Regions from separate parts of the Homo sapiens genome. Here regions 1, 2, 4 and 5 are each linked to region 3. Evidence: chromatin loops called from intact Hi-C (ENCODE). Cell type or tissue: heart left ventricle. All regions are shown on one strand. Links, peaks and the distances in the headings refer to the core of each region. The heading gives the core; the rest is flanking DNA.

The links. Hi-C counts contacts between places; a loop is a spot of excess contacts. Peaks named below come from ENCODE experiments on the same cell type or tissue, not always from the same donor. Only the 100,000 strongest peaks of a DNase experiment are listed, where the experiment ranks them.
Region 1: it touches region 3 in a loop (2.4-fold over the local background); 12 of 110 quality-filtered maps call a loop at or near these places.
Region 2: a loop joins it to region 3, with 3 times the contacts of the local background. A loop is called at or near these places in 11 of 110 quality-filtered maps.
Region 4: a loop joins it to region 3, with 1.8 times the contacts of the local background. A loop is called at or near these places in 3 of 110 quality-filtered maps.
Region 5: it touches region 3 in a loop (3-fold over the local background); 5 of 110 quality-filtered maps call a loop at or near these places.

The regions. Positions count from the first base shown.
Region 1 is chr9:14,092,593-14,098,673 of GRCh38, forward strand. The region is part of intron 10 of NFIB (nuclear factor I B); the gene reads right to left. Among named protein-coding and RNA genes, the nearest start is that of LINC00583, 170 kb to the left of the region's middle. In heart left ventricle, for the core only: no CTCF peak of the experiment used is centred there; no DNase peak of the experiment used is centred there; H3K4me3 peaks cover 1,660 bases; H3K27ac peaks cover 2,943 bases.
Region 2 is chr9:14,027,636-14,033,716 of GRCh38, forward strand. No RefSeq gene overlaps it. Among named protein-coding and RNA genes, the nearest start is that of LINC00583, 100 kb to the left of the region's middle. In heart left ventricle, for the core only: a CTCF peak has its summit at 3,607; no DNase peak of the experiment used is centred there; H3K4me3 peaks cover 2,064 bases; H3K27ac peaks cover 4,217 bases.
Region 3 is chr9:14,344,912-14,350,992 of GRCh38, forward strand. The region is part of intron 1 of NFIB-AS1 (NFIB antisense RNA 1); the gene reads left to right. It also overlaps a transcript of NFIB not described here. Among named protein-coding and RNA genes, the nearest start is that of NFIB-AS1, 31 kb to the left of the region's middle. RefSeq lists an enhancer at 3,891-4,390. In heart left ventricle, for the core only: a CTCF peak has its summit at 3,217; DNase peaks (open chromatin) are centred at 1,562, 2,230, 2,780, 3,110 and 3 weaker places; H3K4me3 peaks cover 4,335 bases; H3K27ac peaks cover 5,000 bases.
Region 4 is chr9:13,782,919-13,788,999 of GRCh38, forward strand. No RefSeq gene overlaps it. Among named protein-coding and RNA genes, the nearest start is that of LINC00583, 140 kb to the right of the region's middle. In heart left ventricle, for the core only: no CTCF peak of the experiment used is centred there; a DNase peak (open chromatin) is centred at 3,393; H3K4me3 peaks cover 869 bases; H3K27ac peaks cover 2,673 bases.
Region 5 is chr9:14,268,050-14,274,130 of GRCh38, forward strand. The region is part of intron 2 of NFIB (nuclear factor I B); the gene reads right to left. Among named protein-coding and RNA genes, the nearest start is that of NFIB, 43 kb to the right of the region's middle. RefSeq lists an enhancer at 5,769-6,081. In heart left ventricle, for the core only: no CTCF peak of the experiment used is centred there; a DNase peak (open chromatin) is centred at 3,212; H3K4me3 peaks cover 862 bases; H3K27ac peaks cover 2,209 bases.

The DNA.
Region 1 (6,081 bases), core at 468-5,467, 250 kb before region 3:
GCAAAATTAATTGGCTTCAGGAGACAGTGAACTTTTCATGCACCATACAAGCTGGATTATAACCTAGCTAATGTTGCGAAAGAGACTAGTGCACAGAATATGTAGCTGGTCTAAGTGGTCAAATGATCTGAAATTCTATGTATTCATCTCCTCTGAAACAAATCTAGTTGAAGTTCTACTAGGGTGAGTTCTACAGCGTGAGGATTAAGGCGGAAGAAGATACCCACTTCTTCCTTTTAAAAAGATGCACTATTTCTATATGTCTTATCCTGGATAAACTGGGCAAAATAGTTCATCTTCGCATCTACCTACAAAGAGTAAAGAGCTATACCTTTCAGTGAAAGAAAGGCAGAAATTGCTCTCGGCAGCCATACCAACATTTTCTGGTTATGTTTTTTTAAAATTATGCATTATGGGAGTGTGTCTTCTAGGCCAAAAAGAATTGGGCCCTTACCTTTTAGCTCACTAACACCTAGGAACCACAGGGTGCCACATTAAACATGTATGAAGCCATTACATTGAGCCAGAAACCAAACAAAGTCAAAGACTTTACATCACCTATTATTTATTTGGAGGTGATGAAACAATAAGAGCTATTTTAAGAATGGCAAAAATCATTTATTACTAGCCTGTGTGTATTTGATAATGGATGAGATAACACACTAGTTAAACAGTTTATGAAATGTCTAAGTATCCAGTATACGAATATTTTTCAGGGGAACAATAGTATTGTCCATTTAGAATTTATATACTGGTTTAATCATGAGAAAATACCATATTTACTTAAAAGATAGTAAATACTCTTTCAAGAAGCTTAAAAAATATTACAGGAAAAAAGCACAAAGAGTTGTACATATTAATACATACCTCAACTGTAACAGTAGCCACATTATTTACAGATGGCAATAAAAATGAGCAATGGCCCAGAAAGCATGGGGAATAAATAAAATAAGTATTTTAATTTAAAAGAAGCATTTGCCTTTAGTTCCTTTGCAACATTTCCTGATCTCCCCAAGATGGAAAGGTTTTTACTTCCTTGGCTAAACACTCTAATTTTATTGGCAAAATATTAACACACAAGTATTAGCATTTCTTGTAAAATGCACAATAAACAGTTCTCCTTATTAATTGCTGAAAACCTGTTGGGAAAACTGTGCTGCCCTGGGTTGTACATGGGTGCATTCGGACTGGTTGCTTACTTCAATATAACACAAAGGCTGCAGATTACGTCTTGTGAAAAAAATGCTCGCTCAGACCAGTAGAAGGAACAAACACTTAAGTTGAATCTATTTATGTATTAGAACAAAGAAAATAGTACTTGATAAATATACCAGTTGCTAGCACTTATATAATGTGTATTATTTGCCAGGTACTGTTCTACATGCTTGACCTACCTTAAAACTTTTAATCCTCATAACAAATCTATGAGAAAGACCATTATTATCCTGATTTTACAGATGAGGAAACTGAAGCGAGGAAGTTAAGTGTCTTGCCCAACTCGTATTGCTATTAAATTGTAGAAGGCAGGATTTGAATTCGAGCAATGTCATTCTAGGATCTGTATTTCTACCCACTAAACTTTTCTCATCTCCCCTTCCTGTGAAGCATAGTTTACTTTTCTCACTGGACTAGAAGTTATATTATCACTGAATTATGCAAGAGACTTTGTGAATTGAGGTTCATATCACAATGAAATTCCTGTGGAAGTATAATTCTTGAGCCCAAAATTCAGCACAAATAACTGTGCTTTATTCCTCCAATTCCAGTTGCTTTTCAGCTGAATGCAGTATTTGCTTTTGTCTTACATATGTGCAGATGTGGCTGTATGTCAATAATTTGTTTGTTGAGTTCCACTTCAGATGAGGCTAGCCTGGAAGTGAAATACACAAAGTGTTTTATACAGGTCTTGGGTTTCTTCGATTTATTTTCACCGTTTTTAGGGATCATTATTGCCGTCGGAATGATCCTCTTTGCATGCAAGATGATTCCTAATGATTATTACTATTTGTAATAATCTGTATCAGAAAGCTCCCTGGCTAGCTCTTACCTGAACTGCAAAGTACTCTTGTGGGCTCTCTGGGAAACACCAAATATCATAAACTGCAGGTGGCTCATGGAATTATTCTAACTGCAAGCAATAGGACTTCACAGTAATGAAAGAGAAACATATTTGTTTCTTAACTAAGTAGGTAAATAGCCTTCTTTATTGCTACTCCTTGGGGACCAACGGTTTTGAAAATAGCATATCAAAATGGTAGCCCATCAAACCTCATTAATTTATATTCAATTGATTCAGAAGTTTTTTGTTCTTAGGGCACAGTGGATTGAATGTTAACTTTACCATGCGTGAGTGCTAGCACTTTCTAAGTAAAATAATAGCATCTACCATTGAAATATTTTATCTAATAAAGAGCACAGGGCAAGAAAAAGCCACTCCATATGGGAGCACTGCCACTAAATATTAAATGTGTTCCTTATAATTACTGCACTCGTTTAGTAAAAAACTCTTACATAATACTTGAAGCCTTCGATATAGCAACCTACACTTAAATAAAAACTTCCTTAAAATGTTCGGTTTAAACATAAATAAGAAAAAAGCTCTTCCTCAATTGGCCAAATTAAGGACTTATAAAAAAATTGTTTGATCTTTTTCAAATTTTAGAACTGAAAATGAAAGATGAAAAATTATTATGAAGATGACTAATTATAAATAAATTACAGTACACACATGCATACATATATAAGAACTCAGGTAGCTGTGGGAGGTTTTAGCCAATTAAAAATTATACAATTATCAGGCTCAGAGCAATTATTTTATCTCCTCCCACAGACCACAGCACAGTGGAGAAGCCCACATGTTGATTTCCAGCCTCTTTCTGTCTGTATTCCTCTCTACCCTGGGCTTCTTTTCAATGCTATTGTTAAAAGTGGTACTGCTCCTCTTATTTGCATATGTGATGCTTTAACAGCAGATAAAATTCTCTACAAAAATGGTGCTTCAAAATAGTGCCTTTCACTAGAGAAAATCACCCAAGGCATACTAAATCAAATAGAAATATAAGTTTTATACAAAGCAAAAAGAGATTCTTTTATAAATGATTTTCAGTTAAAAGCAAAAATCAGCATTATTTGCACAATTTTACCTCTTAAAGGTGAAACTTACTTGTATCAGAATGCTGAAGCATAAAATTACAAATGATTAAAGAACTGAACACATTTTAATATCATGCTTGCTACTCTGTTCACAAGGGCAAAAGATCTTACATGGGCAAAAGATCTTCCTGTGTGTGAAACAAAGTGAGCAAGAGAGAATAATTGTAACTTTCTGCAATTTCAGAATATTCAAAATTCGTGTTCTTCAATTACTTGACCTTAAGATTTTGCCATTTCTTTTATCATTTATTATGTTTATTATGATATTTATTCATTCATAGTCTTTGTTATTTAAGTAAATATGACTAAAAAAATCATCATATCCCTACTAACAGCACTAGCAAAAATGAGAACCAAAAAGGTAAGCTAATAAATGGTGCACTGGCTGTCGAGGGAACTGATTTCTTACGGACGAACTACATCTGTAAATATGGCACTTTACATAAAACATATTCAAATAAAGTAGGGGTTTAATATACTTCCTTTCACTACAAAGGGTTAATCAGCAAGGTTTACATTTGGGAATTTTCAGAATCACGCTCCTCCCTCTCCAGTAGCGCTGCCAAAAATCATCGACAGGAAACGTAAGATTAAGTTTGTCCTACCTAAGCGAACAAAGAGTGCTCTGAACAGGCCACCGGTTTACTGCAGAGCGGGAACTTTTCTAATCCTGCTGGAATCTGCAGTCCTGCTCAGAAAATATCACGGAAAAAAGTTGTTTTCTTTCCTCTAACATCTTGTCTCAGGATCATCTCATTTTGGTCACACTGCAGATCCTGCTGCTTCTCCCATAAAGGTTAACTTAAAGCTCCAAACATAATCATGTGGAAAATGGACATTATTGATTCCTATGGTCCATTGTTCCCCCAACCTAAGTCCCTGAAGTTCAAGTTCAATCTGGAATTACATCATGTCTGGTTTCTCCTGGTTACCAGACGGCTTGAGACGTGACCACAGCTACAGAAAAAACAAACAGCCTTCTTCACGCTTCGGCTCCCCTATCGATTCAAACGTAAACTTTTTTTCTTTCTCTCAAGTACGCTTCAAGTATGGAGCATGGTTAATTTAGAGATTAAGTTCCAAATTAGATTATCTAATGGCATCTTAATGGATTGCTGACCCATTTCCTGTGGGATGGCAGCATGCAAGTCTGGCTGGAATACAATTAATTTCTTAGGAAGTGTTCTGAAGAGTTTGCCTAGATAAAAAGGAAATGTCGTGTTGTACAAATCTTTCTTTATAAATGGAGAAAGTTAGGCAAAACTACGACAAATCCCAACATATTATTCAAAAGCCAGACCACAGATGTTGTGCGTCCGTGAAAACCATATCAAGATCATTTTTAAGAATGGTAATGTTTTTATTTTTGATTTCATAACAGGTGCAAATAATTTTGATGAGAATAGAGTAATTCCTTTAAAAAGAATATTCATATACAAAGACAAAAGTAGTTAGCAGCCCCTTTACCAAACAATGATCATGTGAAATTTTGGTTTTTGCAATTCTCCACCTTGAACCAAAGATTCTTCCATTCATCTACCATATCAGCATTTCTATCATAGTCCCAGAGTGGTGCTAGGGGCCCAGAATGGTGTATAAAAAGTTGAGGATTTGAACACACTTTAGAGCTGACAGCTGAAAAGGAAATTCAGCACTCGGAGAATAAAGCTCCCCCCAGGAACTCCAGGAACAACCCAGCTGTTGTACTGTAGTTATGTGTCAAGATAACAAACTGAGAGCAGGAAATGCTAACCTAGTGAATTCGCGGGGATGTTCTAAGTGTAATGTTGAAATAAAAGTTAACTCTTTATATTACCTAAGGACATACTGCCCTTATCATACGTATGCCACATATATGTGGAGATATACACACACACTACATACACACACACATATAGATGCATACACACACAAACACATATATGTAATACAAACATATGGTTTGCAACCCATTATTGAAAGTTATTTTTTGTTTAAATATTCATTCTTTTGAGAGCATACATTTTACAAAGAAAATGTTATGAACAAAGCAAGGAAAATGGCTGAGGTGAGTGTTATGCAAATTAAGTTACATGGATAAAATGAGAGCTATTACCCCCCCACACTTTTTTTTTCTTTCTTTCTTTTTTCTTTTTTTTTTTTTTTTTTGCCCTCCCTCTCCTGACCAACCAGATCCAAATAACCTTTACTGGCTGCTAAATTTCTCTTGAGAAATCAAGCAACTCTCTAGAATTGCAGTAATAAACGACAATTTCTTAGAAAAACATGTGTAAAGTAACTACAGAATGAAGTATTCAACCCACAGAAAGGAACTGCTAACACATGTAACACGGAAAATAGCTGATAAAAGTCTCTTTGGTGCCATTCAATTATGGCATCCGCAGAAACACAAAAATCCTCCCAATTATTTTAGTAAAATCTTCATTTATTCATTATTTCAGAGGCTGAGCAAATGGTTTGTGTAAACATATCCTTTGGTAACACGCGCATGTTTATTTTAGCCATCTGAAGACTTCTTCTATGTTTACATAAGCCATCAGACACATACAACCACTCACTTGTGGCTTTGCGTTTTCTTGAAAGGGGTGAAGGGAGAGAAGAGAGAATGAAACAATAAATTCAGTTTCTCTTTTGCATAAAGCACTCCCTCTAATGTTTTAAAATAGCTTATGTTTGTATTATTCTTGGATTGTCCTTCAGCTTTCTTTTTCATTCAATTATATTGATCTTTCATATCTGACAGTACAGGCTATATTCTGACTATCACTTTAAGAAAGCCAGCCAGTCAGGGAGTAACTGCTGTATATGTTTATGTCCACATAACTCACATATGCAACAAGGTAATTTGTCCACATGAGACAAAGCACAAACACAACAGTACCTACCTTAAGCAGTTCATCACCTATCATCCTCCTAAGATCTTGAGCC
Region 2 (6,081 bases), core at 592-5,591, 320 kb before region 3:
CACCTTTAGCTTATTCCACAGTCAGCTTTCATAAATGATCAACTCCTGTTTTTATGGGCACACCTGACTGCACTGTCCAGAGGGTAAATGCCTTGCTACTAAGCCACAAAGCAAAAGAATTTGCAAGACATATATGGATATAAATTTAAGGTGCTCAACCCAAGCTACAGGATAAATCTAACTGTCTGGGGTCACTGTGTAAATTTCTGCTATCATTTCAGGGTTTGCACACAATCTGAGAAATGTTGGGGTCTCTCACTAATGATTAACCTAAAGCAAGAAAGTTTGGAAAATGACCTTAAAACATGTTATATTTTATTCAGGGAATAGGTAAAAGATTTTTCCTGGATGTAAATAATTAAAAGATTCCCAGTTGACTTTTGGAGACTCAGTAGTTGAGAGCCCTTGACATGTCTATTTCTACAGCCTCTGTAATTACCAAACAGGAATCTTGAGCCTCTGTGTATTTATCAACCATTATTTATAATCTCTATGTCTCCAGGCAAATGACTTAATCTCTCTGAGGTTACTTTTGTCTGTGAAAATGCATCGTTATCCAAACTCTATTGGATTGTAATAATGCTTAAGCGAGATCAAGTGTGAAATGTGCATGGCATGCAAGAGGTGCTCAATAAATGGTAACTTAGAAAATAGAAAACCAGGGAGAATTTGAGAGGCATTCCTAGGACTGACTTTAAAGTGACTTCAACTACCACTTTCACCTTCTCAACAAAGTATTAGGGACACATTAGCAGTAACCCTGATATGTGAAAGCAAGCCACAAAAGCCTCTAGTAGAAGCAGTTTTGAGATAAACATGATCCAAATATGCCTTATTGAGAGCATCCTAATCTCAACAGTCAGTGGTCAAATAAATGACAAGTTTGTGAGCAGAATCAGGAATAAAAAAGCAGTACACTCCAGTATATTCCTGAAACATTAACACACACCTGTCAGGAAATGATACCAAGAAGCAGGACTTTCACAGTCCTTGCGGATGACCTTGCAGAGGACCCCAAGTTACACTGATGTTTAAGTTTAAGGTACCCCAAGTTTTGGAACCATCTGTTCAAGTTCTGGCCAGATTTCCATGCAGTATGCAAATGTCCTAAGAGAAAAATTATTTCCCAGGTTACTACAAAGAGATGTATATTCTGAAATTTTTCCAAAGAAATTTCTGTTATACAGAATATGGGTTTGGGGAAAGGTTATTAAACCAAGCCACTAAACTTCAGCATTAATGGACTACATACAAGGGGAAAAATACATTGTTTTAATAATTAGGAACATATTGATATTAATTTTATTATTTTATATGTGTTGAAATGGCAAAGATGTAAAAAAAACTACCAACTACTAGAATATTGAAGAATTTGAGGATGAAATTCACATACACTCCACATATAGTGGTGGTAGTAACATATAGCAGAGACTTTATAAACCAATACAAAAGTATGTAGCAAGGTTATTAAAACAGATTCATAATTTCTGACCTAGTAATGCCAGTTTTGGAATATCTATCCAAATGAAGTAATAAGGAATATAGTCAAATATACATATTCACAGTTATCACATTATTTATAACAATATTTCCATTAAAAATAGAAATACCCTAAATATCTTATAAGAAAACAGGCACATGGTACTATTATTATAAATTATGGAGCCATTACAAACCATGTTTTCAGCCGGGCGTGGTGGCTCACGCCTGTAATCCCAACACTTTGGGAGGCCGAGGAGGGTGGATCACGAGGTCAGGAGTTCAAGACCAGCCTGGCCAACATAGTGAAATCCCATCTCTACTAAAAGTACAAAAATTAGCTGGGCGCGGTGGCAGGTGCCTGTAATCCCAGCTACACGGGAGGCTGAGGCAGAAGAATTGCTTGAACCCGGGAGGTGGAGGCTGCAGTGATCCCAGATTGCACAACTGTACTCCAGCCTGGGCGACAGAGCAAGACTCTATCTCATTAAAAAAAAAAAAAATGTGGTGACACTGAACAAAATAAGGATATAAAACAATTTGGAAAACCAAACGGGGTTATTGTACATTGTCTTCCATGTACTCTCCTGCACTTACCAAATTTTCTTCAGTGAACATAGACTTATTTTATATTTAGAAAAAAGCAATAAACATTTACACCAAAAAAAACCTCTCAGCATTCACAGACAATCAAAACAACCTGTAGAAATGCCACTAACAGTATCTTTGAAAGCCAAACCATCACACTATTCTTTGTATTGCAGTTACCCAGAATGCCACAGAGATTTTCATATGAAGGAGACTGGTTGCTTTCTTTTTTTTTTCTTTTCCTTTTCAGGTCCATATTGCTTGATCTGAGCATACTGCAAAGTGTCCTAAAAGCCATATGGGAGATAGACTTCTTCGCAGCTGCAAAGGAAACATTTGCAGAACAGAAAACACCAGAAATCACAATACATTCTTAGTCATAGTAAAATGGAACGCACGCGAAATATTGAAAACATGGAGTGGAGATTTCATTTTTAAATATTTTAATTACCAGAACAGAGCTGTTTGATTCTATTTCAGAGCTCGGTAGATGAGCAGCAGCGGGGGGGGGGGGGTGGCGGCGGCGGGGCCAGGGAGGGGAAATGGAGGAAAAAGAACAACAGCCACTCGGAGTGAAAACAATCATCAGTTAACAAATGGCAAAGAGAAATTAAGTCTTTCTAGCTGAACCGTGTTTTGTTTCTTACAGAAGTTTTACTGCTGTAAAATGTGGCACGTTTTGTACTGTATGTTCTCTCGGAAAAGCCAAACAGAAACCAGTCATCATGGTTTCCAGAGAGCAAGGCCTCCCCTTTCTCATGTTTCAACTACGCAGTCTCCACTTGGGCTGGGGACCGTATCATATATCATAAATCACTCTCTGATAGATATTTGGCAAGCAGTCAGCACCCCAGGCTATGCAACAAACTATAGTATGGAAAATTTTTAAGGTGGAATCTTGATTTTGTAACTTAAGGACTTAACAGCATCTCAAAACATTTTACTACTTCCTGGTACACACACACAAAAAGCCAAGAAAGCAGAATTCTCCATATGGTTTTCGGTTTTATAGGATATATACACAATAAGCCATACAACTGTAAACCTGGAGGCGTTCTCTTGCTGTTGTTACTTCAACTCCAGTGAAAATGAAAACAAAATTAGAGAGTTTTATCTCAACCTAGCCCATGAAAGAGTCAAGTCACCAGGAACTTCTAGAATCTGCTTTTTAACTATCCATCCCCCTACAGTTAACTGTTCCACACCTTCTTAGAAACTAGAGGAGGCAGCAGGACTAGGGGGTTGGGGACAGATTTTATTGTAAGATAATAACATGCTGTCAAAAGTACTGTCAGGGATTTCAACAGGAAGGCTTATACGTTGACAAGAGTCATAGAAACCCCAGTAGAGTCTTCCTCCTGATTTCAGGCCCAAATCCGAGTGTTTGAGAGTCCCTGAGCATGCACTCCCACCTTCTCAGATGTTGCAAACTCTTACTCACATGTTCTTCTTCAGGAGCCTCTTTCAACAAATCATGCTTTTCTTTTTTGAAACTGCAAACTGCATTTAACCCCCAAGTCACATCATCCCAGCCGACACTAGGGGCTGTTGGAATACCGCAGCTCCCAGCAAAGCTACTGCTAAGAAGCCAGTGAGCCTTTCTGTGCACGGAGGGGTTAAGTCCATGGTATTTGGACGTGCCCAAATGTTCTCAGTGTTCTCGGGCTGAGCAATTCTTAGAAGGGCTAAATAGAAACGGGGGAAATGTGGAGTGTGCGGTGTGGTATTGTGCTTTCTGTGAGAAACAATGCATGGAAAAACAAAAGAAAGAAACTGAATAAATCCTTTTTGAAGTTTAAAATAAACGCTGCTTTTTGGTTGTTGTTGTTTTGGTTGTTCACAAATTACCCATAGTTTGGGCAGGCTAAATATAAAATTTGCAATGTCGTTTATTTAAAGTGTTTCTGTCCAATCTCAATCAATTTGAAGAAGAAAATTAAAGCCAAATTTAGACAAAATGTATAAGTGGTTATATGTACATATGCTAATTCAGAAATAACATATATTCTAAGTATATTATGTGTTTCCTTCCCCACTCCACCAACCCCAGTTGTCACTGACCAATTCATTCTTGAGATTCTGTTAATTCCCATCAATGAAAGTCTCGCGCTTTGTACTGATGAAACTCATAGGCTCACAGGTCACCTCACAGTCACTTGTGACCCCACTTGCAGTTGATCATCAAGTTCCAGACTGGACCTGCCAACTGCTTCTAAAAGAAGAGAAATTTCTTTCTAAAGGAAGCACTGGAGTACGGTCCTGCCCAAGCCCAGCCAGCCTAACAGTCCTTCAGTATCTTCATTTCTGCCTCTCTTACATCAGTGGTTCTCAGGCTTGGCTGTATATGAGAATCCCCTGGGAAGCTTTTAAAAATTCCAAAGCCCAGGCTACATCCCAGACCAATTACATCAGAGTCTCTGTGGGTAAAACAGAGGCATCCGTACTTTGTGCAGCTCCCCAGCAATTCCAGGTGTAGCCATGTTGGTAGCCACCCTCCTGGCTGGGATTCCTGCATCCAGTCTTGCTCTCCTGTCAGTGGATGATTCTACTAAAACTAAGAGTGAGGTTACTCAAGTAGTATATATGGTCATGTTTTCTCCCTGTTTAACAGACCGCAAGGGTTCCTTCCTGCCTACAGAAAAAAATGTCCATATACCTTCCCATAACAGTCAAAGCTTCCTGGCCTCCATGTCCCTCTCTATCTTCCTGCCAATCCCTGCCTCCACACTCCCCAATCCTGTCTCATGGAGCCACCTGAACCCCCACATGCACCATTCTCTCACTCACATATCCAGGCCTCAGAACGGGCTGCTCCTTCCAGCTAGAAAATTCTCTTTCTCCCTGCCTAGTACATTTCAAATCTAAATTCTCCTCATCTATTTTTGGACCCAAGTCAGGTGTTTCTTCTTGGGAAATCCTGCTCACCAACACACCCAAGATGTCCAGCTGTCACCAACGCTAGTATGTCCCCAATATCCTAGACTTACCTGGAGTACAGGTAGAGAAGTTGCCCATGACCACTGGTACTCTTCCCAATTTTGAGTTTACCTATAGTACAGGTAGAGAAACTGTCCATTTACCTGCTTTCACTCCCACTAGTTGGTGACCACTTAGGACACAGAAGATTCCTTGCCCACCATTGTAACTTTGGTGCCTGGTTCAGCACCCAGCATGTGGTGGGAACACAGATTGAGCAAAAGCTGAGTGGTCCCAGCCAGCTGTAAGCATGGAGCTTCACTTTCCAATTCAATCAGGTATACTGTTTGTATTAGTCTGTTTTCATGCTGCTGATAAAGACATACCCGAGACTGGGCAATTTACAAAAGAAAGAGATTTATTAGACTTACAGTTCCACATGGCTGGGGAGGCCTTACAATCATGATGGAAGGTGAAAGGCACATCTCACATGGTGACAGAGAAGACAAGAGAGGTTGTGCGGGGAAACTCCTTTTTATAAAACCATCAGATCTCATGAGACATATTCACTATCATGAGAATAGCATGAGAAAGACCTGTCCCCATGATTCAATTACCTCCCACAGGCTCCCTCCCACAACACGTGGGATTTATGGGAGTTACAATTCAAGATGAGATTTGGGTGGGGGCACAGCCAAACCATATCATATCCCTGGCAGAGAACACTTCCCTGAATGTTTGAGTCAACATTAACCTATTTTTTCTAAGGTACATAGAAGTGTCAACGTTCTGTAGCTCCAATGAACTGGACACTGAGAAGTAGCTGGGAGAAGGTGGAGTTAGATTTGTTGTTAGGAATCAAAGGGTCTTGCAAGCTACATCCTCAAAAGTGAAAGATTTTTGCTGAATATATCAAGAATCAAATAATTCTAGTTGTTGACAAGACTTCCACAAACTACTTCCTATTTGGTTCTCACTAAAAAACGAAAATGCCACCAGTTGCAATTGAGCATGGGAAGACATGTAAACCATCAAATCACACTCTGCATTTATGATATCCTTGGGTTCAGCAACACTGCATTTATCTGTGGAAGAAGA
Region 3 (6,081 bases), core at 324-5,323:
GCAGAAGAGGGGCTTTGAAGGAAGAGGGGTGGTTGGGGCATTCTTCCCACACCCCTACAGCCTAGGCACTGCAGCTTCCACCTTCGGCCCTTCCCAGCATCCATCCTAGAGAATAAAAAGCCCAGCTCCAGGGGTTCTGGGAGTCCGTCTTGGGCCACTCTCCTGAGCTCGGCCTCCCTGGGGGAACTGGCCATTAACACACTTTCGCGGCGGAAGTGAGCGTGTTGAAGGGTACAGTCACTAAATTGAAAGGAGAGCTGCTTTTTATTCATTTGAGTAGAGGTAAGAGAAAGGGGCATCTCCAAAGCCTTTAACTTTTTGTTCCCACGGAGACTCCTAGCTTCCTCCTGTCCCAATAATTTAAATAGGTTCTAGTGCAAAGGAGGTAGCTTCTGTGGGAAATGAAATTTTAAAACATCCCCAAATTCATCTACCCTCGATTTTCAATTCCTCTCTAACCTTGCCCTAGAACACAGCCAGCTCTTTTTCTTAATCCCATCTTTCTCCATTCTTGCCTTAAAATCTCCCAGTGAAATCTAGGGTACCGGAGCTTAAAAATAAATAAATGCAATCAAAGGGTCTGAGGCTATGCGAAAGGTGCAGAGGAGTGGAGTAGGGAAAGGGAAGCAGGGGTTCCTTTGTGAACGGGATCCTTTATCTTCGAAGCAAACGCAAATCAGAGCCGTGCTTCTGCGCTCCGAAGTGCGGCTGCCACATTTGGAGAGAGCGGGCAGCGGCTAGCTCTGCGGGTTTGGGGGTGCTTCTCCTCTGCCCCATCTCCGTGGAGTTTGGTACTTAAAAGCCCAGTGTGTCAACCGCTCAGACTTGAAGGTGGTTAGGTAAAGAGTTAAGAAGCGAGGCGGCTTACACCCATAACTTTATCCTCCCCCTCACCTGTATTTTTCTCCCCTCACACCCCTCCCTCTTCAAACGGCCTTTCAAAGATGACTTAGGGGTTCCACGAATGTCGCTGCACGGTTTTGCTTCTCCTCGGGTGCCATTTCGAGGAGCCTAGAAACTTCCTGCCTTTCTGGTTGACCCTCCGCAGGGCTTTCTCTGACACCGCCATGGTGGCAACATGGGCCAAGTGGTACAGGGACCAGCCTAGCGGGTGGGAGGCCTCGCCTGTGGGCTGAGGAGGCACGACCCTGATCCCCGGCGCGCACAGTAGAAGCGGGACCTGTGCTAAGCCACGGGAAGGGGGGCGCGCCGCGGGCGCGGGGGGCGCGTGGGGCACGTGTTCACCCCAGCACTGGAAAGAGACTTGCGGTGGGCGCCGGAGTCAAGTCTCCTGATGTTCATGCGGAGGGGAGAGGATTTGTAGCCATCTTTGCTCTGGGTGGAGATTTCATATCCGCAGTCACACGAGGTAACCGACACCCCCCCCCCGTAACCTGAGCTAAAGGTAAAGGTGATCCTGAAACCGCTTGCCCCTGGGAACGTCGCTCCGGACGGGCGTCATCTGCCACGTGTGATAGGAGCCGTCTGGCCAAGTGGAAAAATCTAGGCTAAGCGCAGAGCACAACCCTGGCAGGGTCAAGTCCGATTTCAAGCCCAACCCGATGGGATTCAGAAAAGCCCGCCCAGCGTCCCCAGGCCCAGCAGTCCACGCCACACCGTCGGCGACGGATTTCGTTTCTATTCCCCGCACGCGCCCCAGCAACGCAGAAGGAGATCCAGTTTCGCCACAACGTTCCCGTTGGCTTGCTGGTTTGAAAGTTGAAGCCCCGGGGTAGTAAATTTGGCTACAAAATCTCAAATCTCGTTAATCCTAGACAAAATAAAAACATAATAGGCCACAAATTAACTAGCTTGGGGCGGTTTCTGTGATGGTCACCTGGCGGTGCGCAAGGAGTTATAGAACCTTGAGGGGGGGATCTTTTCTATCTCTAATTACCTGTATGTGTAAAGAACTCAAGAAGACGTCAGAACAGGGTCTCCTATCAACTGCTACCTATTGCTGTCTCGCAAACATCCCCCTAAACCCGCTGCATCGACAGCTTCGGGTGAGGGTGGGGTAAGAGGCACTTACTGTGAGGCCGAGCTCCCGCACGAATTAGCCTCACAACAGGACCTAGGTCTCCTAGGGAGACGAAACTAGGCCAGCGAAATCGCGGCCAGGGAGCCCCTGGCCCCCACTCGGGAGACAACCCGCCCGGCGCGAAGGGTGCGTCTCCTGAGCTCCACGCCGGGAGCTGGAAGGCAGGCAGACGCGCGAGGCTTGGGAAGGGTGGGATCTTAAAAAAAAAAAAAAAATCTTAAAAAAGAGAAATAAATTTGAACAAAACTAAACTACAAGCCCGCAGTTCCCCGCCGAAAGCGAGGTGGGGGAGGAGGGGGCGGGAACGGTCGAGGCACTGAGAGTGGGGGATGAGAAACGAACTCCGTCCCCTGCACAGTCAGTGCCTTCGGGGGCTCCACCACCGCGCGCTCCCACCCTCAAGGTTTGGACTCCTAGGGGAGGGAGAGGACGGGAGGGAGAGGAGGATAGGTGGAGGGGGAAGAGGGACTCCTTTTCTCCTCCTGCCAGCGCCAGCTGGGGCAAACTTGAGCTGGCAAAGCGCGAGAAAACTTTTCTTTGGAAAGTTTAGGTAGCGCAGTTAGTGGCGGAGGCTCAGGGCAAGCTAACAGTGCTGGGGCGGGTGTGGAGGGAGTGAGCTGGGTGCGATTGGGAGAGGGGAGAAGGGAGAAGGGAAGGAGTGGCCAGCTCCCTAGGCGGTTGAAGATCCAAGTCTCTTCGGTCAGGTCCGCCCAAGGTCCCAGAGGCACTGGGGGGTCGGGTGACTGTGCGGAGTGTAAAAGACATTTCCTTAGGAAACAGACAAGGCAGGGCCAGGAGTTCCGCGGTTTTTTTTCCGTGCAGAAATCACTACCCGGCGACGGCTCAGGGCGGTAGAGGGCAAGTCTTATCTGCCAAGGCGGGATTAGATTCTCTCGCCGAGGGTCCCAGTATCCCGCCGCCCAGCAAGGGCCGAGCGCGCGCGCGCGCCAGGGAGCTTTGGAGCGACGCGCGTAGTTTCGCGTCGCACGCGGTGTCTGGTCTCCGCGCACCACGTGCGCTCGCGGTCCTTGGCGGGGACGTTGGTGCTAGCGATCCGACAGAGCACCCAGGACTAGGTTTTTGTGATGCCCTAACCTGGGCATTTATGCTGGGGGCGGAACGAAGTCGCCCAACCCAAGTTCTCCCTGCACCCTGGGAAGGAAATGTGGTGCGCCCTCTGGGGCGTGAGGCCGCCGCGGCCCATTCTACACACCTACTGGCATTCCGCTTTTCCTTACTGTGCGCCAGGGGAAGGCATAATTCAATTATATCATACAACTGCAGCGCACCCTTTTCCTTTTTTGCTTTGAGGGGAATTTTCCAATTCCCAAATAAATACCTATGGCTCTAAAGCCGAGTTGGGTTCTGTAGTAACTACCGGGGGTGAAAAAAAAAAAAGACCCCAAATTGGCTGTGAGTTTACAGCCTGAAGCAGCTTATTTAGGCTCGCTGAGCGCCGTTCCAAACGGCAGGGCTCACGCTATTTCGGGAGAAGTTGGAGGGTGGAGAGAAAACAAGGTTATTTAAAGTGACTCCCAGAACGCAGCTTTCGTTCCTAGACTCTTTAGGTGTCAGTGCTTCGGCTCCAGTTTAGCACGGCACAGGCGGCCCAGCCTTTGATATTTAAGCCAGGCCAGCGCCCGGGTGAAACTACCTGTTGGGGGATTCTGCCGCCTGGAACCCTTCTTCTTCTGCGCAATACTGGCAGCAGTGGGATGGCTCTGGGGGTGCCACGCGAAGAGAGAGGGCGGAAGAGCCGGGAGCAGCGGACAGTCAGCTGCATGTGGCAGTGCCTAGCGAGCTGCTCCCGCGCCTCTGCTCGCTCTTTGAAAACTGGAAACAGCCCCCTGTGCTCTGTGCTGGGCCCCTGGCTGCGGAGATGGGCCCAAACTCGGCACGATTCTCTAAGTTCGGAAACCACGAAGCTTGCGCCTTCATGCGTGTCTAACATTAAAAACAAAAAAACCTCCTGGCGGCTTCCTGGGCTCCCGCCCCCACCTTGCGCTCCAACACCCGGCACTTTTCCCTGTACCGAAATTCACTTTACTACTTCTTGAAATTCGGAAAACTCCACCGACGCTTGGACTCGCTGCAACCCAGGGGCTGCCTAAAGCTCTCGCACGAGTTGCTTGAGGGAAATCACTCTCTGCTCTTGCGAGCAAACAGATCTCTGTATTTTTAAACAATCTAACTGAATGGGGGAGCGAAGCTAGCGAGGACAATTTGAGCAGTCTTTGTAGCCTGTTGGGAGAATTTTTGGAAGCTAGCGGGGTGGGGGTTTGGTCTCGCATGCGAACCTGTGGGAAGGACAGTTCAGGCTGGGCCCTGGGGCTGGAAGTCTCATTTGAGGAGCACACGGTCCCGAGAATGGCACGTATTTAACAACCTTCTTTAGGGCAAACTCTGCAACGGAGCCCGCCCGACATTAAATTTAGGGGGTGTGGAAGCGTAGACTGGGTTCAACCGGGAAATTTTCCCCGAGACGCCAAAGGCATTCCGCGTTATGTTTCCCATGCGGGTTTCTGCTTTTTGATAGCGAACCCCACTCCGTTTTGGGAGCAGCGAAATTTTGGAGAGCCCCAAAGCAGGGCTCGTTTGGGGTCCAAAGGGAAGAAAAGACTTGATCTGTGGCTGGGGAACAGCGGCACTTTATTTCCTGGGGCATGCACTTACATTCCCTACGGCCACAAAGCACCCAGCTGAAAACGAAATGTGGGCAAATATTAGGTAACTACGGAGAAGGAGGGAAGTTAGCCTCATCTTGTTTAGGATACTCGCTTTAACAGCGAGGACTGATGGGCTATGCGGAAAAAAGAATTTATTAGTGACAATTTCTTGCATAGGGATGAGAGTTGAGACTTCGAGCTAAAAGACGGCTCAGAACGCTTCCCGCGCGGCAGTCCCCCGCCTCCCTTAAAAAAAGTCATCCTGTCAATATTGGCTCTTAAGTCACACCCCCATTACCGGTCCACAGTGGCATTTCCCTTCCCCGTGTGCCCCTTTCTATACCCACTCATCTGGGCTTTGGATTGCCCATGATCTCTCCCTGCCTGGAAAAACTCGTGCAAACTTGCCCTTCACCAGGCACGCACGCACGGGTGGGCTTTCCCCAGGAGGGTCGTTTGGCGGCCCCGGGGACCCTCCTGGGCCTGGGAAACCCGGAGTATTTTCCAGCGCTCAGCCTCGGTGCCTCTGTATTATTTCGGTTCAGTCCCAGGGGCCCCGACCCAAGGATAATAAACAATGCCGCTTATTAGAGATACAAACGGGCACAGAAAAGAACCACACGGAAAAGCAAAGCACAGAGGCATTTTAACAAGTGGTTAGGCATTCAGGGCAGCCTGCGAAAGTGACGCAAAATTAAAAACGAAGGGCGTTTCTCTAAGAAAAAAACAGACTTTCACAGAATGCAGATTTTGTTAAAACATGATGGTTGGAACTACGTTTAGTTTGGTTTTGCCTCTGGAGATCAGTCGGAGTTGTTGCTACCTGCCCTTGCCTCGCTGCAAATCGCCACCCCCGCTGCCCCCAATTCCTATAGGGCGAAAGACCTGGGTGGGGTGGGGGGGGAAGTTGGGGGTCTTCTAGCTGTTGGCATGCTCTGATACCGTTATTCCAGATCTCTCAAGAATTGAAAACACGACCTCCTCTTTAGGGAGGGACAACAGGGGCTTTAGGGGGAGATGTATAATATCAGGCGCTGCCAGATGATTCAGAGATACAAAAAAAATTCCTCTTTCTTTTTAAAATGTAAATGCAGATACCTTATGGGCGCTGATCGTGAGAGTGGGGGCTAGGGATTCCTCCCTGGGTGCGGGTGTAACCAATTTCTGGTCTGCCGATGGCCTTGGGAAAGGGCCTCCCATCTGCTTCCAACAACCCCCTTACAATGTCAGAAAATCTTCCTGCCTGCAAATATTGGCACAAAGCTGTTTCGACAGGCGGTGCTGCTTTAAATAGGAAGGAGACCGCGGGGCAAAAGAAAGTCGCGACCTTTCTACCCACTAGACTACCTGCCTCCTATCCCCCAAAGGCCAAGC
Region 4 (6,081 bases), core at 534-5,533, 560 kb before region 3:
TTTAGAATATCATATAAACTTAGTTGATAGAGCAGGGGCAGGGTTTGAGAGGATTAATTTCAGTTTTGGAAGAAATTCTACCATAAGTAAAACACTATTAAACAGCATCACACGCTACAGAGAAATCTTTTGTGAAAAGAAGAGTCACTCAATGAGGCAAACTTCATTGTTGTCTTATTTTCAAAATTGCCACAGCCACCCCAACTTTAAATAACCACCACCCTGATCAGTCAGCAGCCATCAACATCAAGGCAAGACCCTCCACCAGCAAAGATTGTCACTCACTGAAGGCTCAGATGATCGTTCACATTTTTACTGATAAAATATTTTAAAAATAAGGCATGTGTAGTCCCAGCACTTTGGGAGGCTAAGGCAGGTGGATCACTTGAGATTAGGAGTTCTAGGCCAGCCTGGCCAACATGGTAAAACCTCGTCTCTACTAAAAACACGAAAATTAGCTGAGCATGGTGGTGCATGCCTGGAATCCCAGCTACTTGGGAGGCTGAGGCACAAGAATTACTTGAACCTGGGAGGTGGAGGTTGCAATGAGCTGATATGGTCTCAAAAAAATTAAAAAAAAAAATAAGGCATGCACTTTGTTTTTGGGTATAACACTATTGCACATTTAATTGACTATAGTATAGTGTAAGCATAACTTTTATGTGCCTGCGGAAAACAAAAAAATTGTGTGACTCATGTTATTGCAATATTGGCTTTATTGTGGTGATCTGGAACCAAACCTACAATATCTTTGAGGTGTGCCTGTATTGAGTCTTTTACTCTTCAACATTCAGCAGGGCATACTGAGCCTAGGAATCGCTCTTTAGGCCCAGCTCCTGTTGGGTTGACTGGTGAAGTATAAACAGTTCTTTCTAGCCCTCCAACTCCTCAACATGTACCCAAAGTTAAGTCATGAGAAATAATATTCAGGAAGCATTTCCTGAAAGACACAGGATTCATCATTTTAGCCCTGCTCTAACCCAGCACAGTGGAGTTTGAATAGTTGGGCCCCTCTAGAATTACTATGTTTCCTAAATTTAATTTTATGGCCTAAAATTTTATTTTATGGCCACCAAGTATGGCAACAGGGTACAATTCCACTGTGCCCCTTCACACGGACAAAGATGTGAATAGTGTCCTTTGGAGCTGTTCAACAGGTAGTCCTGTCTATAGGATGGTTCCATGAACATCAGCCTAGAATTTACTAGAAAGGTTATGAGCCTGTCTCTTATTCCTTCATTCTGTATAAGGATTCACAAAAGAGAACTCCCTCAGGCTTCAATGCCTGGAGCAATGTGCTTTTCCAGATTAGTTGTTATACCTCCAGGGCACAATGTAACATCTGTTTGACATTTTTGTATAGTTTTTTTTTTTGGAAATTCAGAGAAAGTTCTATATAGACTTTCAATAATTACAAAATTACATGGCATACATTTGTTATATTATTATTCCCTTTAATTATTCCTTTATCTCGATAAACTCATTTTCATCTTTTAAAAAAGTTAAAAAATTATTTAGCCTTCTCATATTCTTTTGGAATAAGTTAAAAATAAAATAATGCATAAAAGTAAGGTGTTCATTAATTTTTAACTTAAAGCAGTATGTATTTTTTTATATTACAGAAGCAACACATAATTATTATAGAGATATTAGATAACACTGATTATCTAAAGAGCATCAAAAGAGAAAATAGATGATCAAAGATCATCAAAAAGAAGAAAGTAGAAAATACATATAATTCCAAACCCAGGTATTTACTATTTGGTAGCTTGTTTTTTCAACACATCAATAGAGAAAATGCATTTTCCATGTTCTTTTGATGTGTACATAGTATATCTGTTGATTAATTTTTGAGTAGTATATTGTATTCTATTGCATGTATATACCTAAGTATAATTAATTGTCTATTAATTTGGGGCTTTCAAAATGTTTCATAATGTTCACTGTTATATACAGTATTACAATGAACATCTTCGAAGCTAAATCTTTAAAAATATTCTCAATAGTTTCATTTTAATAAGCTAGATTAATTTTAAAAGTATTAAAATAATTATAGATCTGATACCAATGAAGATCAACTCAATCAAGTCAGTCTCTCTCTCTCCCGCCCCTGCTTTTTTTTTTTTTTTTTTTTTTTTTTTGAGATAGATTCTCACTCTATTATCCAGGTTGGAGTGCAATGGCACAATCTCAGCTCACTGAAACCTCTGCCTCCCGGCTTCCAGCGATTCTCATGCCTCAGCCTCCCGAGTAGCTGGTACTACAGATGCCTGTCAACATGCCCCCCTAATTTTTTTTTTTTTAGGAGAGACAGGGTTTTGCCATGTTGGCCAGGCTGGTCTGGAACTCCCAGCCTCATGTGATCCGCCCAAAGTGCTGGAATTACAGGTGTGAGCCACCACACCCAGCCAATGTCTCTACATCCATCTCTTTGATTTTACTCTTGACCAGTATTTCTCAAACGTCCTTTTACTTGAAGAAAAAAAATTTATGACTTCAATCCTTCTAAGTCACTTTTTGAATCACACAGCTTCTTATATATTTACAAATATAAAAGCAGGAATGAATCCATATGCTACAGATATTGGTGAGTTGCAGTTGTGGTCTCTGAAAGGTGGTATCCATGTAGTCACATTTTTCAAAATAAATAAAAGATCTGCTGAGTTTGATGAGGTTTAAAAAGGTATGAGTCCTATCCAGGACTATGATTTAGTCCTCACACATAGTCTACTAGCCCTTATAACCTTTTAAAAAATGTATGATTAATAAAACATTTTTCATTGACTTATTCCTGGAGCTTTGCTTCCATTGAGACCACCTGGGGCTTGGAGCACCCAGATTCTCTAGTGAGCTGATCTGAATGCTATGCCTTCAAATTGCCTACCTGAAGCCTCCACCCCTTCCTCAACTAAAGGATGAAAATCGAAGCCAGAAGTTCAAAATACACCTCTGATTTTGAAGAGGCTGTTGGGATTCTTAAATAACAACAAAAAGTAGTTTGGTGCTCTTCTCTGCACATGCTACAGTAAGCCTTTAGGGGAATGTTCTGAGAGTGATTACTGTCGTGGTAAGCAATGGTTTTTGTAGGTGCTGGTTTGTGGGGTGATTACTTGGGCTTAATCTCTTTCTCATGGGTAAATGTGAAGCCTCTCCAGTTCACATTTGTTATTCAGGCAGAAATCAACTGAAATTTGTCTATAAGAAGATATTGGGCTGGCCCCTGTTTTGCCTCTTAGCGCCCTTCCTTACCTATCCTACATGCAAGCTCCCCACTGGGAAAGGGCAGCTTCCTCCATGGGATCTGTCTTGTATCTTGTCTCCATATTGTTGCTGGGAAACCTCTTCTTGAAGTCAAGTGATAAAGTTGCACTTCTGTTTCCAATGGCGCCCGTCCAGCCCGAAGTGAGACTGGCTGCTTTGTGAGAGCTTCTCAACTGGGTCGCCAAGCACAGTAGTGCAGCTGGAAAGTGTTTTCTCACTGTTGTGCCCCAAGACTGCGGTTAGTTTCAAATTCCTATGAATGTGACTAAAAAATGTTTGTGTTTTAGCCACAATCACTAACAAATTACACTCAGCTATTCAACGCACAGACCAAAAGAGAGCCTGACCCCATTATCAAAACTCAAACCCAGATGGTGAGGAGTCCCAGCCTAATGAGGGCCTCTCAGTCATTTCAAACAAATTTCTTGTCAATCATGCCACATTGCATATGGGGGTCTTCTTTCAAAGACATCCAAGTTTGAGGACTCAGAGGCTTTCCACGGCTAAGCAATGCCTTCCTCCTAAAATTACTCATTTTTCAAGAGCTTTGAGAAAATCCTCTTCTCTCCTTTTCCTCCCTTCCTTCCCTAAAAAGAAAAAAAAAAATCTATCCTGTCTACACTAGACAACTTTATCAGACTCAAATATCAAAATTGGAGCAGCCAGAAAGTCTGAACTACATTCTTGGCTCACTCATCAGGGAAAGAAAAAAACAAAATGAACTCAGAAGAAAAAGAAAGACAATATCAAAAAGCTTTATTGAATAGTCTTCTGAATGTAAAATAAATTTACCAGAAACTGTAATTCCAGGATCCAATGCTCACTTTGATTGCAATAAAGAGTTAGAAAGAAAACCACACTGTTGTCTGGAACTTGACAAAGGTACAAAGAGAATCCCCTGTTTTTCCATCTTTCTAGATGAGATGCAGAATTTTGCCCTCTGCCCAAAAGGCTTTGGCCTTACAGGTCTGTCTTGACCCTGTGTTTGCTCCTGTTCCATTTGGTTCTTTCCTTACTCTCAGTGAATCAAAGCCTGACCTCTCCTTGGCTTTTTCTCCTTTCTCAATACTCCATGCACGCTTCTCTGACTATGAAGTGTCGCCCCTGATGTTCTCTCTGGCATCTCTTGCAGGCTGCCATGCTTAGTGGTAAATTCCCTCCCCTGGAGAGGCAGTCACAGCTGTGTGTCCTACGAAAGGACTGAGCTGCTTGCTGCGTGCAAAGTAGAAGAAAACCAGTGTAAATCGCAGTCCTAATTGCCCATATGGGAGATTTGCAAAGAAGGAAGTGAGTACAATGAAAGAGCAGGGCAAGTCGTAAGCAGAAGGCTGAGACCGGAGTGCTGAGGGAAAAGCAGCCACCATATCAAGAAGTTCAGAAATTGTTTCTGCTACTGCTGCTGAGGATTCAAAGAGGGTTTTAGAATAAAACAAAGTCCGCTGGTGTGAGGACTGAACTCCATTTTCTGTGTGAGTCTGAGTAAAGAGAAAGATAAACAGAACCTTTCACCGATAGGCATATTTTAGAGTTCAAGTGTGACATGATGTGTCCAAAATAGATTCCACATGATTGGAGCAGATCCAGAATCCCAGTCCCTGAATAGCAATCAGTGTTGGAAGCTAAGAGCCGGCATCCACTATCATCACATGAAACATGGAAGAAACGGCAAATCCTATACAGCTGTTAGTGAGTAAGGACAAGCCATACATGGAGCTGTATGCTATGGGCACATTTTCTTAAATTACACAGCTTATTTTAAATTGAGGGTCTATTTGACTTTTTACATGTCTTTTAATGAATACCCAGACTTTACAAAACTTTCTTTTCATGAATTTTCCTTTCAAAGAAGGAGAGTTATGCTCTTTGCAATATTCAATCCAGGCAGAACTAATGACCCAAGGGCTTCATGCTAGTTTATTTTCATAAAAAGCTCCCCTTAATTTGAAATCACATAGGGTTCCAAGAATCTCAGAAGACAGAGGCCAAAAGTCCAGGGCCCTATATGACTTCGTCATGAAGAAGGCTGAGAGATGGTGGGAAGCTTCACTTTCAGGACCAGGTAGACTGTCCTATGTGGTCTGTCACTCTCTGACAATTTTCAAATAGGAGAAGAGGGGAGGAAAAATTGAAGAAGAAAGGAGGCAGGGAGTGAGAAAAAGAAGAGGAAAGAGAAAATGAGGCACTAGAAGAGAGATGAGGTTCATGGGACTCAGACATTTTCTCTTCTATTTAAGGACAACTATTTTCCTTTAAAATAGTCACCAGAAGGCCTTCAAGATCAGTCCCTCCCATGTGGCTAATGTTTAGAACATTTAAGAAATCTTTAAAACTTTTATAATTTGAGAGGGTCAGTTGTAGGTCATTTTCCAGCACACACACACACACACACACACACACACACACACACACACAAATCTAAAGGGCTCTTGTTGCTAAATGCATGTTTGTGAGAGATTGTCAATCAATGAACGATCCCTTGTGCCATGTTTTTTGGAGCCATACTACTATCAAAGTAAGAAAAGTAGCAATAAATGAAGAATCAAGCACTTATGGAGAAATGGCTGGTACAGCCATGTGCTACAACTGTACTCATACTGGCTAGGAAGTCAGCATCTGACCTCAAACCAAAATGATAGGAATTAGACAACTGGATCTTTCCTTTTGTGTTAACTTTCCCTTCATTACTTCAGTGTCCCCATATGTATTTGAAATTCTGTGACTGCTACTTTAGCACATCATGGACTGTTTGTGTTTACAGATATTTCTCTTTGGTTATACAATTGCCCCTTAAACAACACAGGTTTGAACCATGCCAGTCCA
Region 5 (6,081 bases), core at 741-5,740, 76 kb before region 3:
ACTTGAACCTGGGAGGTGGAGGTTGCAGTGAGCCAAGATCACGCCTGGCCGACATAGCAAGATTCCATCTCAAAAAAAAAAAAAAAATTATATACTGTACCCAAAAAATATGGAGAAGACAAAGATAATATTTTACATGAAAATTTAAAAGCCTGGCTTAAAACGACCTCCTCCCTTCACTCCATTTTCTTCCTTCATTCCATCCTCCACTTTGCTGTCAGAATTGTCTTCTAAAGGACCACCTAAATATAACAGCTTGAAAGCTTGATGATCTACCCTCTGGAAACTCTCTAATGTGGCATTTGAAGCCCTCAGCAACCCTACTCTTTCAGCCTAGTCTCTTACAACTCTCCTCCACTTCGCCTACACAGGCTAAAGTCTAGTCACCCTCCCCTGATGGTTCATGACCCCCAACTACCAACATGCTTTCCCCATCCCCAATGACTTACCTTTTCTTGTGCTGTTTCCTGCCTCCAGGACCCCCATGCCTCACATCCTCGTCTAACAAAACGGTGCTCATCTTTCAAGCTCATTTCTTGAGTCATGAGAACCTTCTTTGGATTCTTGTGAATTCTGAATTGCCTCCTCTGTACTCCAATAGCTCTTTTTATGTATCTGTGTGGCATTGTCTACTATCTGTTTCATATGAATTAGGTGCTTAGTTTTATGTTTCTGTTTCCACTGCTAGATTAGATTAGAAACTCCTTGAGAACAGGGATTACTTCATTGGTCTTCATATTTCTCTAACCTTTAGCATGCTCCTAGACATGTAGTAAGCACAAAACAAATGTTCACTGAATTAGACATACCCAAAATTAGAAGTACTAAAGAGATATTGATGGTGACGGCTTTGGGTTTCAATTGTAAACAGTTGAAGACCTAGGTACAGTACAACCATTTATTAAATTACAGATAGTATCAATCTCCACTTACCACTAACTGTGCCTTATTAGCAATTGTTTCATGTAGTCCTTGTTTCAGGAAACTTATTTATGTTCTAGTACATATGAGTAAATATACATTTTAAACTTTTTTTTTTTACTAACAGTGGCTCATGTTACGAGGTCCTCTACTATATTAAAAACATTTTAATAGACTTTGTCCACAGACTGAACTTTTACTTTTTAATGTGATATCACATATAATACCACATCTCATTCTCTACAGATTCTGAAATGATTCAGGGACTTTTAAATCAGCATTTGCCAATAAAAAGACAAATTTTTCAAATTCTGCATCATATGTAAAACTAGCTCTTTTTCCTTTCCTTTTTTTAACATTACAGAAGACCTAAAACCTTATATTTGATGAAGGTTCTAAGTACAAGGATCAAACTATAATCGTGTCATTTCTTCAATACTTTCAGTACTGCTCCCCGACCAGGATTTAGTTTGCCAAATTACGACATCATTTTCAAAGTGCTACTAATCAACAGAGAGGGCAATGAATGAATTCACCCATATACATCTGTCAGGCTATTGAGCGATAAAGCATGGTATTGAGACATATGTGTTCTTACCATCTGCACACATTACAGCAATGCACTGCACACATATATGTCTGAACCTAATGTTACACGTGAAAAAGAAAAGCATTCATGCCAACCCTCAGTACAATTCACATCACATCAGTTCTACAATTGGTGGCTTTATGTTACTCTACATATACCTATATGTCCCGATTTTTTTTTCTTGTGAAAAATGATTAAGACACAGAATCAGATATACTCTTTAGGAGATTAGCTTCAATCTTATGCTAACAAAATCGCAGTCACCCTCAAATGGAGTTATGGCAAGCAAATTTGCTTTCTCAGAACTCATAATTTTTACTTTACTCCTCTGAAAACTACAGAGCGGCAAGGAAGTTGAACTGAATAAAAACAAAATGGCAAGCTATATATATTGATTAATTTTACATTATATATTTTGGAAGGGCAAATTCATTATTTATACAGGTGCTACCTGACCTCCATCCAGCAAGTTATTCATTTTAACCTATTAACAAGCACACTATAAACAACAATGAAAGTTACATGACCTTACACAGCTGTCTCAAGCCACTGTACTTCCATCATTAAGGAAACTGTTAGATGACCCTGTTGTCAGAACACACTAAATCTGTCTGAATAAGGGAAAACAAAACTTTGTCTCCAAAGGGTAAAAAATAATAATAATAATCCTAGGCAGAGTTCCTGTTCACACTGTACAGTTACTATTATTATTTATCATTTCTTATTTACCTGTGTTTTTAGTATAAACATTCCTGGAAGCTTTTATACTGCTTGTGGCACATAGTCAGTTGCTTATTGCCAAGGGAAAGACTTTTTCCCCAGAAAGGCAATCTGTGCACATGCTAATTTGAAAGACAGGGTAGGAGCTGCAAGTGTTTTAATAGCCCATTATCAAAAATTATCCCTTGGCTATAAAATCCCCAGACCATTGGCTTGAGATCAGCTCAAAGAAAAATGAGATTACAGAATTTAATCTAGTGAAGGGGAGTGAGAGATGAGTTCTAAAAAGCCTTAGATCACAAAAAAAAAAAAAAAAAAAAAAAAAAAAGGCAGAGGACAGAAACAACATCAGCTTAGATTAAACCTTCCACACATTTACCTCCTACAAATCTGACATGTTCCAAGACTGATTTTAATTTTAAAAAGTAAGGTGTCTCTTTGCAACATTTTAATAAGTAGGGAATGCTCAGTGAAAAATTACATATTGAGGTGACAGGAAACAAAACAGCATTTTGTCTTAAATTTGCACAACCTAATTTATAGCAATAAAGCAGAACCTATGAGTTCTGGTAAATGTCAGGGCAGTCATGTCCATTACATATGTGGATAGGTATGAAGCTGAGTCTCCGTAGGCCCTTCAAAAATTGCACACAGCCGCCCTAATGCAAACCAGAAGTCTCAGGCTGCTGGATGAACACTCAGATTCGCTCCCATGTGGATATTTAGAGAGGGTCTCCTCCACCCCCATCCCCATTCTCACGTATGCATGTTTTAAGAGACCAACCAGAGGCCATAACCATGGAGGTGGCTCATTAGAAGAGACCTCCCACCCCAACAAAATCTGGCCCAACCCCCTGCAAAGAAAGCACCAGCGTCCCATAGAACCTCCCCCTCTCCCCCTAACCTCTACTCTCTTACTTCTCCTCCCCCTTCTCCTCCTCCCTCCCCACACCCCTCCCCATGAGCATCTGCCTGGCCCAATCTCGCCTGGGCCAGCTCCAATAACAACATCTGCTTGGCAGCTTTTCAAGCCCACGGATAGTTATCTAACTGAGGCTTTTGTGCTGTACTGTTTATTCTATGTGAAGAAATGCCTCCTTAGTTGAAAGAGTACTTTAGAAAAACTGTGCAGCTATTAGCAAGTGAAGCACAAGGCTAATAACCCCCACCTGCTCATCAAATTAATTATGACATCTGAGTCATTATAACTCAGAAAGAAAACACGACTGCAGATTTGTCACATGTAGGAATAAACATGTATTAGGACCGGGAAAAAAATCAGACCAAGAGACTCAGCTGGACGAAACACATGCTTCCACCTTTCAGAGACTGGAAATATGGATCCTATCTTTCCAAGTGAAACTGACGAAGAGGGATGAGGTGGTTGGCCAGATAACCACACTGCTGTTACATGGAGCAAAATGAGATAAAGTCAGGGATTAGGGAACCTCATGGAAAACACTGTAAGGTTGAATAATAATTTATTTAGAAAAACTAAAACTCTATACAAAGCCATTTCACAGAGCAAAACAAAACATACTGCCCACAATGAACGTGACCCTGTGTCATCTGGTCCATCTTAAAAACACTCATAAGAACTCTGGGTAGAGAATTTTTGTCCCTAGGTACAAAAGAATATTTTAAGGGTGCTAATAACTTTAGCAAAGAAATACCTTAGAAGTAAAAATAAAAACTTGTCATGAAGTTATTGCATTTCCTAACCATGAGTGCATAAGACTAGTATTTTTAAAAGGCAAATTCCATCCAGTGGCCATTAAAAAATTACATTTAATAGTCAGACATGTAACAGTATATCTCGTGATCAGTAACATTTTGCTAATATTTCATACTATTAAAAGGCGCAAGTTTCCATTATACGTTTTGAACAAACTTAAAATAGCTACTAACCTCTTTTTTCCCCCACATATTTCTGGAACTTGCAACTATAGCATACATGTTAAAATATCTTACTCCCAATTTTTCAATCTGGCTTTTTGTCGTAATTTTAAAATGCAAGTAAATTTTAATAAAGGTAAAATTATTTTAAATAGAACATGACTTAATAGGATGATGACCCATGCAATAGAGCCATGACATTTTTCCTTGCCATTATTTTAAAGGAAATAAATTATAACATGATATTTGCATGAATCATAAAATGCTATCATTTAAAAACACTCCTACTGAAAATGTTTGCAGCTATAAATTTAAAGCCTCTTCATCTTCCTGCAATATCTTTAGTATTAAAAGAACTTTTTAAATTCTTTTCTAGCATTTGTGCTGCCAGTTTCATAAAACATAAATCCTTCTATGAAAGCATATGACTCTTGCTAAATAACATCGGCCTGCTCCACTTTATCTTCTACCTCCAGGAAAGTCATCCACAGTAGCAACAGCTATAATCAATTCTCGCAAAAAAAAAAAAAAAAAAAAAAAAAAATTCTATCTTTTTATAAAAGCAAAACCCCCAGAAGAGTTAATTTTAAAACAGAACATGCTACATTTTTAAATCCTTTGAGGTTTAATATATTATGAAAGCAAATCTCAGGAAGCAATACAATTAGTCTTTTCTCTCGGTAAACAATTTTGTGTTAGAGTCTAATGCTGAGTTGATTTATGTAAATGTGTTACTTAGCCTCAACTTAAGATATAAATCCAGAGTAAACATAACAATGGCAATCCCGACAGTCTGCTTTGCCAAATCAGAAGATTTAGTCAGCCTAGACTAAAAATGAATTAAGATTATATTGAGAGTGTCAGTCCTAAGTCAAGAAAACATGCCCAGCCAGGGCACGCCAGGGAGAAAGAAGATCACTCATTAACGAGCCAGCAATGCTACAAAGCTTTTGCTCGTCTGGGAAAACATGTTCCCAGTTTTAAACTCCACAGCAAATCAAGGCACTCTTTTTAATAAGTACATTTTCCGTCTCTTTCCCCCTCATCAATCCCAAAAAGAAACTCAGCTTCTCTGTGTATTATCTGTGTAACTCTACATGTCAAACTACAATAGGCCTTGTATCCTTTAAGGTAACATGGGCCAGTGTCTGAGGTGGAGTGGAAGACTCGGGGCTGTGGGGAGTTAATGCCTCCCTTCTCAAAATAACTTTCAAGTTGTCTATTAACAACTAGTTCCCATAATTACATATTAAATTTCTTTACCATGATAGGTTACAGTTATACATCCCAAATAAATCTGACTGTGGAGTACCTGCCGGCAGATTTCTGTCTCTGTTTCCCCAGACACATTGACACACAGCTCAGAGACAAGCTGGTCAGGCACGCTACACAGAGGTCCGTCTGTCCTCGCCTAAAAAGTAAATAAATTATTTTGTGAAAAATATCCTTAGCAAGGATCAGTATTATTGTCAGTGTGACTTTAAAATTCTAAAGGCATGCCAGAAAGAGGGCTACATAAAATTCAGCAGTTTCCAGATCATACACAGTACAGAGATTCTCATACCCACTTAATCTCAGCACGCATCTCCACCCCTACTTCCTTCCCAATGGTATGTGGTCTTGAAAACACAAATGTTCACGTTTCCTGAAGCTGAGCTGCAAAGGAAAAGTCTCCTCCCAAGAGGCAGAGCTGTAGGCTTTTGGTGCCCCCGAAATTGTTCACTACAGTACAACATAATGTGACACTCACCACAATTAGCCACAGGGAAACAGTCTTTTTTTCACCTCTGATGTCATATAATAGATTTGAGATCACATCAGTGAGCAATGTTATCTACAAGTATTTTTGGAAGTCTTGTTAAAAGAGCCACGATACTGCAAGCCTAACTTGAAGTGTAAATGGTGAATGCTTCTCTATATCTCATCTTGACCACTACTTTACTGAAGAGTGAAAA